Regions from separate parts of the Homo sapiens genome. Here region 2 is linked to region 1. A link is a contact called in ENCODE Hi-C or POLR2A ChIA-PET data. All regions are on one chromosome and are shown on one strand. The core of a region is the stretch at or near the end of the contact, and the rest is flanking DNA. Distances in the headings are between cores, read along the strand shown. Region 1 holds the start of HPS4 (HPS4 biogenesis of lysosomal organelles complex 3 subunit 2). Region 2 holds the start of GUCD1 (guanylyl cyclase domain containing 1).

Region 1 (4,913 bases), core at 1,053-3,552:
CATTGGCCAAGTGGTACCCACCTAGTGCTGAACTCCAGAAATCAGAGATAAACAGGTCCTTCCTGTTGAGAAAAAAAATGGCACAGTCATGTCCCACCCATCTCAGGGCTGCCCCAACAGTAACTTTCCTGATCATGACCTGAATGCTTACAGAATGAGGTGCCCTGCAATGCAGGGCCCACCCTTACCAAGTGATAGGAGGGGGATATATGTTGAATATGTCCAGAGCCAGAGCACATACTGCTGGGGCTCAGAGACTGCAGGAGAGAGTATGCTGGAGGAGGTCCTTGATTCCCAGAGAGAGATCTGGGTCTATTCTCAGTCTACAACAGAGCCTAGCATAGAATTGCAGCTCAATAAATGGTTGTTAAGTGCTCAGAATTAGCCTTTCTGAGCTTTAGTTTCCTCATCTCTAAAATGGGGATAAAAATCATTCCCAACACGGAGGAGTTTAGAGGCATAAAATGGGTTAACATTCTTAGCCCAGTGTCTGGCACATAGCAGGTACTCAACAAATGGTATTTGTTATTATAAATAGTTTTAAGGGGAAAGTAAAGAGACAAAACCAAGTGTCTGGGCTTTCTTTATTCAAGTCAACTGGTTTTACAGACCCAGAGCAAAAGAAAGTCAACAGTGAATTAAAATGAACTGGATTTAAACTGACAAGCCACAGCCAGAGACAGTGATTATGGGGTTCAGAAAGGAGTACAGAGAATTGAAAGTCGGCCCAGAGGCTGCTGCACGTTTCTCACAGAGGGTAGAGAGTTCTGATGTACACAGGAATGCTTTATGAACTGGTAAATGCGTACACAGATATGCGTGTAAAATGCTGGCTCAATCTCTACTCAGAGCGATGGTGATTGCACCACACTTGGGTGTTGGGAGAAGCAAGGAGCTCCTGGGGAATACTGAAGCAGTTGAGGAGATCGTGACAGTGTCAAGGGATATGAAAAATGCCTTGAGTTTTCCAAACCCCTAGGCACATTCACTCTCACTGGCATCCTCTGAGAGCTTAAAAATAATCGCAGGTGCTTTTTATTCAGGCTGAGCCAAATGGTCAGCAACTTTCTCTTCAGAGGTAAACTCTGGGACATTACTGCCTCTTGACCCTAATTCTAGGGGAGAGGAGCACACAAAATTAATCTAATTTCTCCCCTTGTGACGGCCCTTCGGATGCTGATCTTAAGTGCTAACTAAAGCTGTTATTTATTGAGCCTAAACAAAACTGCGAATAAAGATAATAATACTAAATAACAATAATAAGTAACATTTATTGAGTGTTTCCTCTGTATTAGGCACTCTCTATGTACTTTCTAAGGTACAGAGCAAGGTATGTGAGAATCTGGGCTGGGATAAGCAACAAGCATAATGGAAAGCTGGAAGCACTGGTTTTTGTCACAAAGACCTGGGTTTGAAATCTGGTTCCACACATTTTCTTTGTCTCTTTGAGAATCAGTGAGCTACCAGGGTCCTAGTATGCCTGCAATGTTTAACATAAAGTGTGTAGAATGATTAAGCTAATGTCAGGCACATAGCAGCTGCCTGATGATAGCAGTCACGTGTTCATGTTGCTTCCCTCGTGTCACCACCACCAATAATATCAACATCGGCATAATATTAATAGCAAACACTGGCACAGTGCTTACCACGTGCCAGAAAATGGTTTCCGTTTACTAATTCATTGAATCCTCAAAACAAACCTACGTATGTACTATTTTCATCCCCATCTCACAGATGAGAAAACTGAGGCACAGAGATTATAAATTGTCCAAGGTCACGCAGCTGTAACCGTAATAAAAGGAAAGACGACCTTTAACTGAGCGCTTACTATAATCCACATCTTTAATGAGCTCGTTACCTACGTTAACTCTTCACAATAACTCCTTAAAGGGTGTGCATTATATCTCCACTCTACAGATGGGGAGACTGTGGCTCAGAATTGCCCATGGGCGCAAAGATTCCATCAGGGCCGAGCCTGCACTCACTCAGCCTCCCAGATGCGACGAAGCACGACTCCGCTGTCAGACTCGAACTCCGCCTCGGGGCCCCGGGGCGCCGCCTCTCTCCCCCGGGGCGCCGCCTCTCTCCCCCGGGGCGCCGCCTCCCTCCGCCGCGGCCGTCGAGCCGCGGAGCGCCTCTTCCGCGGAGCCGCCGCCTGCCAGGATTCCAGCGCCGCAGCTGCGGCCGCAGCCATTGGTCTCTGACGTCAGCGGCGTGCGGCGCACTCGGCACGTCATCGCCGCGCGCCGGCTTGCCAGGAGCTGGAGGGGGAGGTAGGCGGGGCGGCGCGTGACCTAAGGCCTCTCTGCCGCGCGCGCAGGTACGGGGCAGAAGTCGCAGGTACCCAGCTGCTGCCCACATTTCTGGTCCAGAGTCCCGAACCCCGAGCACTGGGATGCCTGGCTACTCCGGTGGGTGGGCGGCGCTCGGAGCGCGGGGATACCGAGGGGCGGGCCCCCAGCTTAGAGCGTGACCCGACCCCGCCTAATCCTTAGGCGTTCGCCCACCATTTCCCAGTCCCGTAGAGCTGGGGCCAGACACCGCACAGCCCTAGTGCTGTTACCAGTCGCTGCCTGCGCCCCGGGGGCTGCGCCCAGCAGCTTCCTGGCCCTTTTCCAGCCATTAGCGTCCGTTTTCCAGCCCTGCTGCCCCACTGAGGCCCCTTCCCACAGCAGTATCACCAGCCCCAGCCCCGCGTTGTTACTATTACTTCCCAGGCTACCAGATCCTTTTCTGCTCATGTTCCGACGTCTCTTCCTACTCCAGGGCCATTATTGGTCTCTTCTGGACCTTTCAGAGATAAGAGAGGACCTCGGTAGTGTAGGGCCCAGTCCTCTGGGAACAAGGGATGGGGAGTTTTAGGCTGCTGTCCTTGGTTCCAGTAACAGAGATACCCCCTCCACAGGCACCCAAATATGCTCCATAGAATACAATGAGTGTGGTCCTGTGGAGGCCCAATCCAAAATATCTAGAGCTGAGAAGAGATAGAGATTTTACAGGCCGTCAAATATTCAATGGGGGTCGTCTCTAGAGACTTTTAACAAACTGTATTGTGTACCCACAGATTGCAGAATGGTGAGCAAACATTTGAGACCATGTTGCTAAAGCATTAAGCTTGGAGAAAGTGACAGTAAGAATTAGACAATAGTTTTGAAGTGACCAAGAGGTTGTCACATGGAAGAATTAGACCTTGTTTTGTGTTTTCCTGCAGAGCGTTATCCAGACTAGCGAGTGGGAGGCAGATGTAAAATCTGGAACGCAGATTTTAGTTTGTTGGAAGGAGAAATGTAACATAGTGAACCACGCATCTCTGGAGGGTGTAAAGCAGAGACAGCCAAGGTAATTTTTGGAAAAGAGTGCAGGAGAGTAGAGTAAACGATGCCAGGGTTCCTTCCGACTCTGAAATTCCGTGATACACTGAGCTGTCTTTCTCTTGTGGAAGTTTGAAAGCCATTTGATAAAGTTCTCTTCATTTTTTAGAAATTTGCCCTGCTCTGGAATTCTGCATGTTCAGGTTACTTTTGGACTGTCAAGATGACAGTTCCTTAATTTGGGTTCCATTATTACCACAGCAACTGGTTTATTTGTATAGCTGTCCACACCTAGAGCATTTTCACCCTGTCATTTGATTTTATCTTCCGTGAAGCTTGTGGTGTGTTTCCCTTAACTGTTCGAGAAACTAAAGCCCTTACTCTGAAGTCTCTGCAAGCCTCCCTCTTTGATTTTGAAGCATGATTGTCACCCTCACAGAAAGCTCTTTTGAAATATACCATTCGTTTAATCCTGCTGGGTCACATGCTCTCTCACGAGTTGCTGAAATATCTATTCCTTGTGTTTATTTCAGAGCCAAGGCACTGATGTTTGAACTGGAAACTTCAAAACGTTTAATAAGAGTCTTCAGGATGGGTTTGAACTAGACAAGCTAGAAATTTCTTTAGAACACCAGCTCTAGCATGCATCTCCCACTTTTGGCTTTCCTGGAGAGGAGCTTGAAGAGGTGGTTCTGCAGACAGCCACAGTGATACTTAGGAAACCAGAGGAATGGATTTGACTTTTCTGCTAGGATTCTCTGTTATAGTTTCTCCCTGAGTTGTAAGAGGCATGGAAATATACATGAAACTGAAGAACCTGCAAGGAAGGGAAGTGGAACTTTCCATGCTGAGTGAAAACTAACCAAGTGGCAGTTGTGACTGAAAACACTGAAACCTACCACGTCCAGATTCACTGGATTGGGGGATAGAGGAACGGTCACAGCTAGGGAGAAAGAAGTGATACCGGAAAAGAAAACCTAAATGAAGAGAATGAGGATGACTGCACAGTAGATGGCCACCTCTACCTCCACAGAGGCAAAGTCAGCCTCGTGGTGAGTAACAAGGCCTGCCATGGCATAGCTTTTGCTGGGCTGTTGGTTAGAGTTTTGGGGTTAATTGAAAATCCCCAGCCAGATTGTGTTAATTTTATTAACATAACAATAAAAATGCCATTTTCCTCAGAGCAGCTGAATCAAGCACGTGAGCCATCGCTCTCCAAAGCTAACATGTTTTAACCTTGCAAGCCTCTCCCAATGTTTGAATGAGTCTGGCATTGCTGGGAGATTGTAGAAAAGATAGCCACAGCCTGATCATGCAGCGAGCTTTGATGATAATGTGAATATTGTAGTCTTCAATTTGCAGAGATGAGGTATGGTTGCATTTGAGAATTACAGCATGAGGAGAGGTCTGGCCAGACTGGGTATCAAGGGGTATTACTCAATGTCTGTCTGAAACCCAGTTCCCTTCTCAACCCTAAATGCGTTAATCCTTTCCCATAATTAGGTTTAGCAAACATCAGTCATAGAGGAGATGAAGGTGAAAAGCAGGTTTAGCTAGAATTAGCAGGATTTAGTGACTGATTATTTATGTGGAAGTCAAAAA
Region 2 (5,116 bases), core at 1,125-3,624, 1.9 Mb after region 1:
GCTCAGCTCCTGGTTTGGAGGAAACTATCTGGCAAATATGTGCAAGATGTGGGGTGAGGAGGAATGATGGGATGGACAGAAGTAAAACTAGGAATGAAAAGAGAGCATCTCCCATGGGTCATGTGTCCCCGCTACCCTATGTCCCTTAATCTTCAGCTAAAGGACCATTAGCCAATACTGTGTGTGTCAGGGGAGGGGGACTGGAATGTTAATTTGTTGCACTGTTATTTGTTAACCCTTAATTGTAGATGATTACGTTTTGAGAATAATACAGGCCCGAGCTGTCCAATACAGCAGCTCATGTACACACGTAGCTATTTAAATTAAACTTAACTAAAACACAATAGAATTAAAATAAAAAAACCCAGTCCCTCAATCCCAGTGGCCATATTCCAAGTCCTCAACGGCCACATGTAGCTAGTGGCTACCCTATGGAAGGTGCAGATACAGACCAAAGGACCATGCACATCTAGGAGAGCAGGCTGTACTTTTAATTCAGCCCTTTAACCCTTCACTTATTTTACTATCAAGGATATTGAGAAAATATCAAAGTGACAACGTGCTATATGCAGGAAATGCTTGTCATGGAGGAAAATCAGGGAAAGCACCTGACTTGACCTAATCAAAAGCATCAAGCAGTGAACTTTTTATTGAGATGAGCAACAACTCTAAGTTTCAACTTAAGCGTACCTAAGACAGGAGAACATGAGGTTGAAAGGACAGGCTCCTTTGGTGAGGATCCCTGGCTTTCAGCCTTAGGAGTCTAGATTTTATGCTGAAGGTAGTGGAGAACCACTGCAGAATTATATGTAAAGAATGACGCAATGAAAAGATAGCAGCATTTATTTACAAAATGGATAGAACGTAAGGTTTAGAAGCAGAGAAACTTGTTAAAACTTCTGCAACAGTTAAAACTGCTGCAACAGTGTGGAAAGCATGAGGGGACCATTGCCTGAAAGGGGACTGGGGCAGAGATACAAAGAACTTTTTAAAAAATGACCGGCTGGGCGCGGTGGCTCACGCCTGTAATCCCAGCACTTTGGAAGGCCGAGGCCGGTGGATCCCTTGAGCCCAGGAGTTCGAGACCAGCCAGGGCAACATGGTGAAACCCCGTCTCTACTTAAAAAAAAAAAAACAAAAAAAAACTCATAGGATTTGGGGGAAGGAGATAGTCAATCAGAAATGACTTCGAGATTACTGCCTGGAAGCTTTGAAAAACACTCACCTGGAGAGATACAGAATGTGAGAAGCATGCACGTTGAGGGGAAAGCTAATGAACTTACTTCCAGGAGCTAGTGAGGCGACGCTGATGTTTGGGTGGCCCAAGCTTCCCGCTTTCTTCCCTCCCCGAGCCCCGCAGAGTTCCATGCAGCAAGTCTTTCTCCAGCCCCTGGCCCCTCACAGGCGCCTCGACCTCCCCTCGCCCGTCCCCAGCCTCACCGGCTCTGGCCTACTTTTCTTCTCTTCGGTCCGCTGCGAAAGATGCTACGGCGAAGGCGTGAGTCAAGCGAATGGCGGGCCTAACACCCAGAATTCCACTCTTTCCCAAAATGCTGCGCGCAGGGCCCGCCTCCTTCCTTTCCCCAGTGTTGAGCGCGGTCTCGCCTCCGCTTCCTCCTCACTCCGCCTGCCGGCTGGGAAACTAGGGCACCAGTACGATAGTTCCGGCACCGGAAAAGAGGGCTGATGACTGGGCCCGGGGGCCGCCGCAACGACCCTTGGGGCCGGCAAAGAGCCAGAGAGGGTGCTCACACTTCCAAGCACCCCACACCAAGGACAGGCTGGACGGCAAGGCGGAGACGCGGGGCTTGGGCCCTCAGACCGGGGACAGCAGGAGGTTGGGCCAAGGGCCAGGACTTCCCGTCACAATTTCATTTGTTGATCCCGGCACCGCCAGGTAAGGGGGGCCCTGAGTGAGGCTAGGTATCTGGTACGGATAAAGTTAGGTATAGAGTAGAGCGGCTGCCCGCTCAGGGTTATCCCTAAAGACAGTTGGAGGAGAGTTGCTTGGGGCCTCGGGGATGCACTGGGCGGGATCAGGGCTTACACCTAGGACTGGCAAAAGAGCGGGACCCGGCAGAGGCGGGGCTTGCCGAAGGGACGAGCCTCTATTCAGGAAATGCACGAGCTTTGGGGCGGGGCTCAAAGAAAGGGGCGGGGCTTCCGGGGCCCGCGTCCTGGTGAGCTGCGCGTCTGCGCGAGGATTGGGCGAGAGGGTGGGGCCACTCAACGCTGAGGCGGCGAATGGCCGGAGCAGACTTAAATCAAGAGGCTGGGGACCTCTAAGATCAAAGTTTGGGGCGGGGCCTAAGGAGGGGGCGGGGCCTCCAGATTCGAGACCTGGAAGGGCTGGGGCGGCGCTTGGGGCGGCCCAGCCGCCGCCTCCCGTTCTCTCCTCCGCAGCGGCGGCGGTGGCGGAGAAGGAACTCGACACGCACCGACCGCCCTCCCGCCCCAGCCGAAGCGGAAGCTGTAGCCCGCTCTGGGCCGGGGCCATGGGCGCCCCGCGCCGCCCGGGTCATGAGGACGGAGGCGGAGGCAGCGGGGCCGCCGCTCGAGCCCGGTCAGTGCCTCTCTGTGGGCCCAGTCTTCACCCTAGGAACGAAAGGGACCCCTCCCTAGCGCGGGGCAGGGTCCAGTCGCGCGACCTTGGGCCGACTCCCGCCTCGCCCCCACACCCGCCTGGTTCCAGTCAGTGGGGGTTTCCTGACACTCGCAGGATTGCGACCCTTGTCAGCATGGTGGGAAGGTCCGGGTAGCAGGGGCACCACCTTCCCCAGAAGCGAAAAGTCCTGCTGGAGCCGCCTTGGGAGCTCCCATGCCTTGGGAAACCGTGGAGGACTGAGGCTGGGAAGGGCAGGAAACTGGCCGAGAGCACCGAGCAATGGAAGGGCCAGTGCCCTGGCCTCCGAGACTCGGCGTTTTGTCTTGCTCTTGTTCTTCACTTTCGTTCTCTCTGCCACGCGGTAGCCTGAGCCCCTTTGGGGCGGAGACCCGGACTGGTATTCAATGTCTTGGCCGTTAGTTTGCTTGCCCAAGACGTAGGGGAGGGGGAAGACGTGATTCCTGTCCTGCTGAAGGCGCGGGGTTGATGACAAACGGAGTTCTAGCTAGTAAACTCTGAAGTGAAGTGCCAACTGTGGAAGAGGTCAACAGCATGTGGGACCCTGACCTTCAGGTGTCACTCCCAGGGAGTGTTCCCTTTTGTGTCTGCTGTGTGGAGTTGGTGGGGGATTTACAACCCTCCTCCTCCAGTTGTCTAGCCCTGTGGTCTGAGACAAGATACTTGCCTTTCCTGAGCCTCAGAGGAGGAATGGCTTACATTCACAGGGAGTGTTCTATGAGGCAGGCGCGCGCTGCGTGCAGTTGTTTACATGCAGTGCCTCATTAATCCTCATAACGAACCAGTGAAGTAGGTGCCCACTGTGATTTGCACTTTTGCAGCTGAGCAGACTGAGTCTGAGATGGGTTAAGTATTAAAGGCTAGTGCACTGCTTGCCTTCCTTAGTGACAGCCACTAACTGAGCTCAGGCCAGGGCCTTCCAGGCAGCCCTTTGGCTCCAGGCAGCAACGTCTGGCTGTGGCTTTGTGTTTAGAAGGCTAAAGCTGTTATGGGGACAGATGCCAAGGCCTCGCCTAACCTTATCACCCCCAACATGAGCACCTCTAGGTCCGATCCGCCCTTGCCGAGGCTGGAGATGGCCCTGTGGGGCCTGCCAGGCCTCAGGATCAAGGAGTTCTAGAGCGCAGGGCAAGAGGAGGAGGCGCAGCTGAGTCTCTGAGAGAGAGCTGCTGTCTTGTGCCACATTTTATAGCTGGACATGGAAAGGCATGGACAGTCATAGCCTGGCAGAAGATAGCCCAGCTAGTCAGTGTCACAGCCCAAGCCACAGAGTAAGGAGGGAGCCTCACACAGAGGGCTGTAGTCTGGAAGCCTGGGGGAGGAGGGGTGCAGAGCAGGGAAGTGACAAGTAGGCCTGGGCATCTCAAGGTATGAGGTCTTTTTGGAAAACGCCTTCCATTCCCCAAGCATATCTAAGTGCCTACTCTGGGCTGAGGGTTGGAAGGAGGCAAATGCAACCTCATCCCCATCTGCCACTGAAGAATTCTCATTGCCTCTTTAAGGACTCCATATTGAGGGGCCCTGAGAGTGAGAGGGATTAGAGCATGGAGACAACATTAACATTTCAGACTAAGGCTCATCAGCTATCATTAGTGATAGTGTAGTTTATGTGTGGCCCAAGACAATTCTTCCAGTGTGGCCCAGGGAAGCCAAAAGATTGGACACTCCTAGACTAAGGGATGTGCAAGAGCAAAAGCTGGGGAGGAAACAGTATGAGTAGAGAAAAACAAAAAGGCAGTGTGTGGCTGCTGTGAGGGGTTCTTGAACAGGCAGGCATTCACCGTGACAGCACAACATCCTGCATAGAGCTCTCCCACTGCTCAGCTCTTTATGAGTCCCTAGGGGTCAGGGCTTGGGTGGGTCTTTAGTTACCTTTGTGTCCCCAGAGCCTAGCAAACAGTGAGGGCTTATTTTATTTTTAATTATCTGGGTGTGGTAGCGTGTGCCCATAGTTCCAGCTGCTCAGGAGGCTAAGGTCAGAGGATCCCTTGAGCCTGGGAGTTCAGGGCTGCAGTGAGCTCTGGTCACACCACTGCACTCCAGCCTGGGCGACAGAGTGAGACCCTGTTTCAGAAGAAAACAAAAAGTTCTTTTTTTTCCTTTTCCTTTTTTTTTTTTTGAGATGGAGTCTCACTCTGTCGCCCAGGCTGTAGTGCAGTGGCGTAATTTTGGCTCACTGCAACCTCCGCCTCCCAGGTTCAAGCAATCCTCCTGCCTCAGCCTCCCGAGTAGCTGGGATAAGAGGCTCTGGCCCCTGCCCGGCTAATGTTTGTATTTTTAGTAGAGACAGGGTTTCACCATGTTGGCCAGGCTGGTCTCAAACTTCTGACCTCAAGTGATCCGCCTGCCTTGGCCTCCCAAAGTGCTTGGATTACAGGCGTGAGCCACTGTGCACGGCCTAAAAAAAGTTTATTTCTTCCAGCAAATATTTATTGAGTTACTATTAAACATTCAACACCAGCAACTGAGAATAACAGTGAACAAGATCAGCAA

Evidence for each region. A loop is a pair of places that touch in the nucleus more often than their neighbours do. ChIA-PET counts read pairs that join two places held with the same protein, here RNA polymerase II (POLR2A). Pooled maps may share reads with other maps.
Region 2: a loop to region 1 is called in a map of naive thymus-derived CD4-positive, alpha-beta T cell, with 11 times the contacts of the local background. The contact joins the promoter of GUCD1 here to the promoter of HPS4 in region 1. A Hi-C loop is called at or near these places in 1 of 168 maps with a recorded cell type or tissue (naive thymus-derived CD4-positive, alpha-beta T cell) and 9 of 50 pooled maps. POLR2A ChIA-PET finds 5 or more read pairs at or near these places in 1 of 52 experiments (PC-9).

What each region holds. Positions count from the first base shown.
Region 1 is chr22:26,481,172-26,486,084 of GRCh38, reverse strand. It overlaps HPS4 (HPS4 biogenesis of lysosomal organelles complex 3 subunit 2), which reads left to right and starts at 2,302. Exons shown (of 14, transcript NM_022081.6): 1 at 2,302-2,411; 2 at 3,845-4,363. The coding sequence starts at 4,323. It overlaps SRRD (SRR1 domain containing), which reads right to left and starts at 2,208. Exons shown (of 7, transcript NM_001013694.3): 1 at 1,986-2,208; 2 at 22-62. The coding sequence starts at 2,194. RefSeq lists a silencer at 2,025-2,114 and an enhancer at 2,135-2,254.
Region 2 is chr22:24,552,396-24,557,511 of GRCh38, reverse strand. It overlaps GUCD1 (guanylyl cyclase domain containing 1), which reads left to right and starts at 2,374. Exons shown (of 6, transcript NM_001284254.2): 1 at 2,374-2,563. The coding sequence starts at 2,521. It overlaps SNRPD3 (small nuclear ribonucleoprotein D3 polypeptide), which reads right to left and starts at 1,513. Exons shown (of 4, transcript NM_004175.5): 1 at 1,441-1,513. RefSeq lists an enhancer at 1,706-1,805 and a silencer at 2,266-2,625.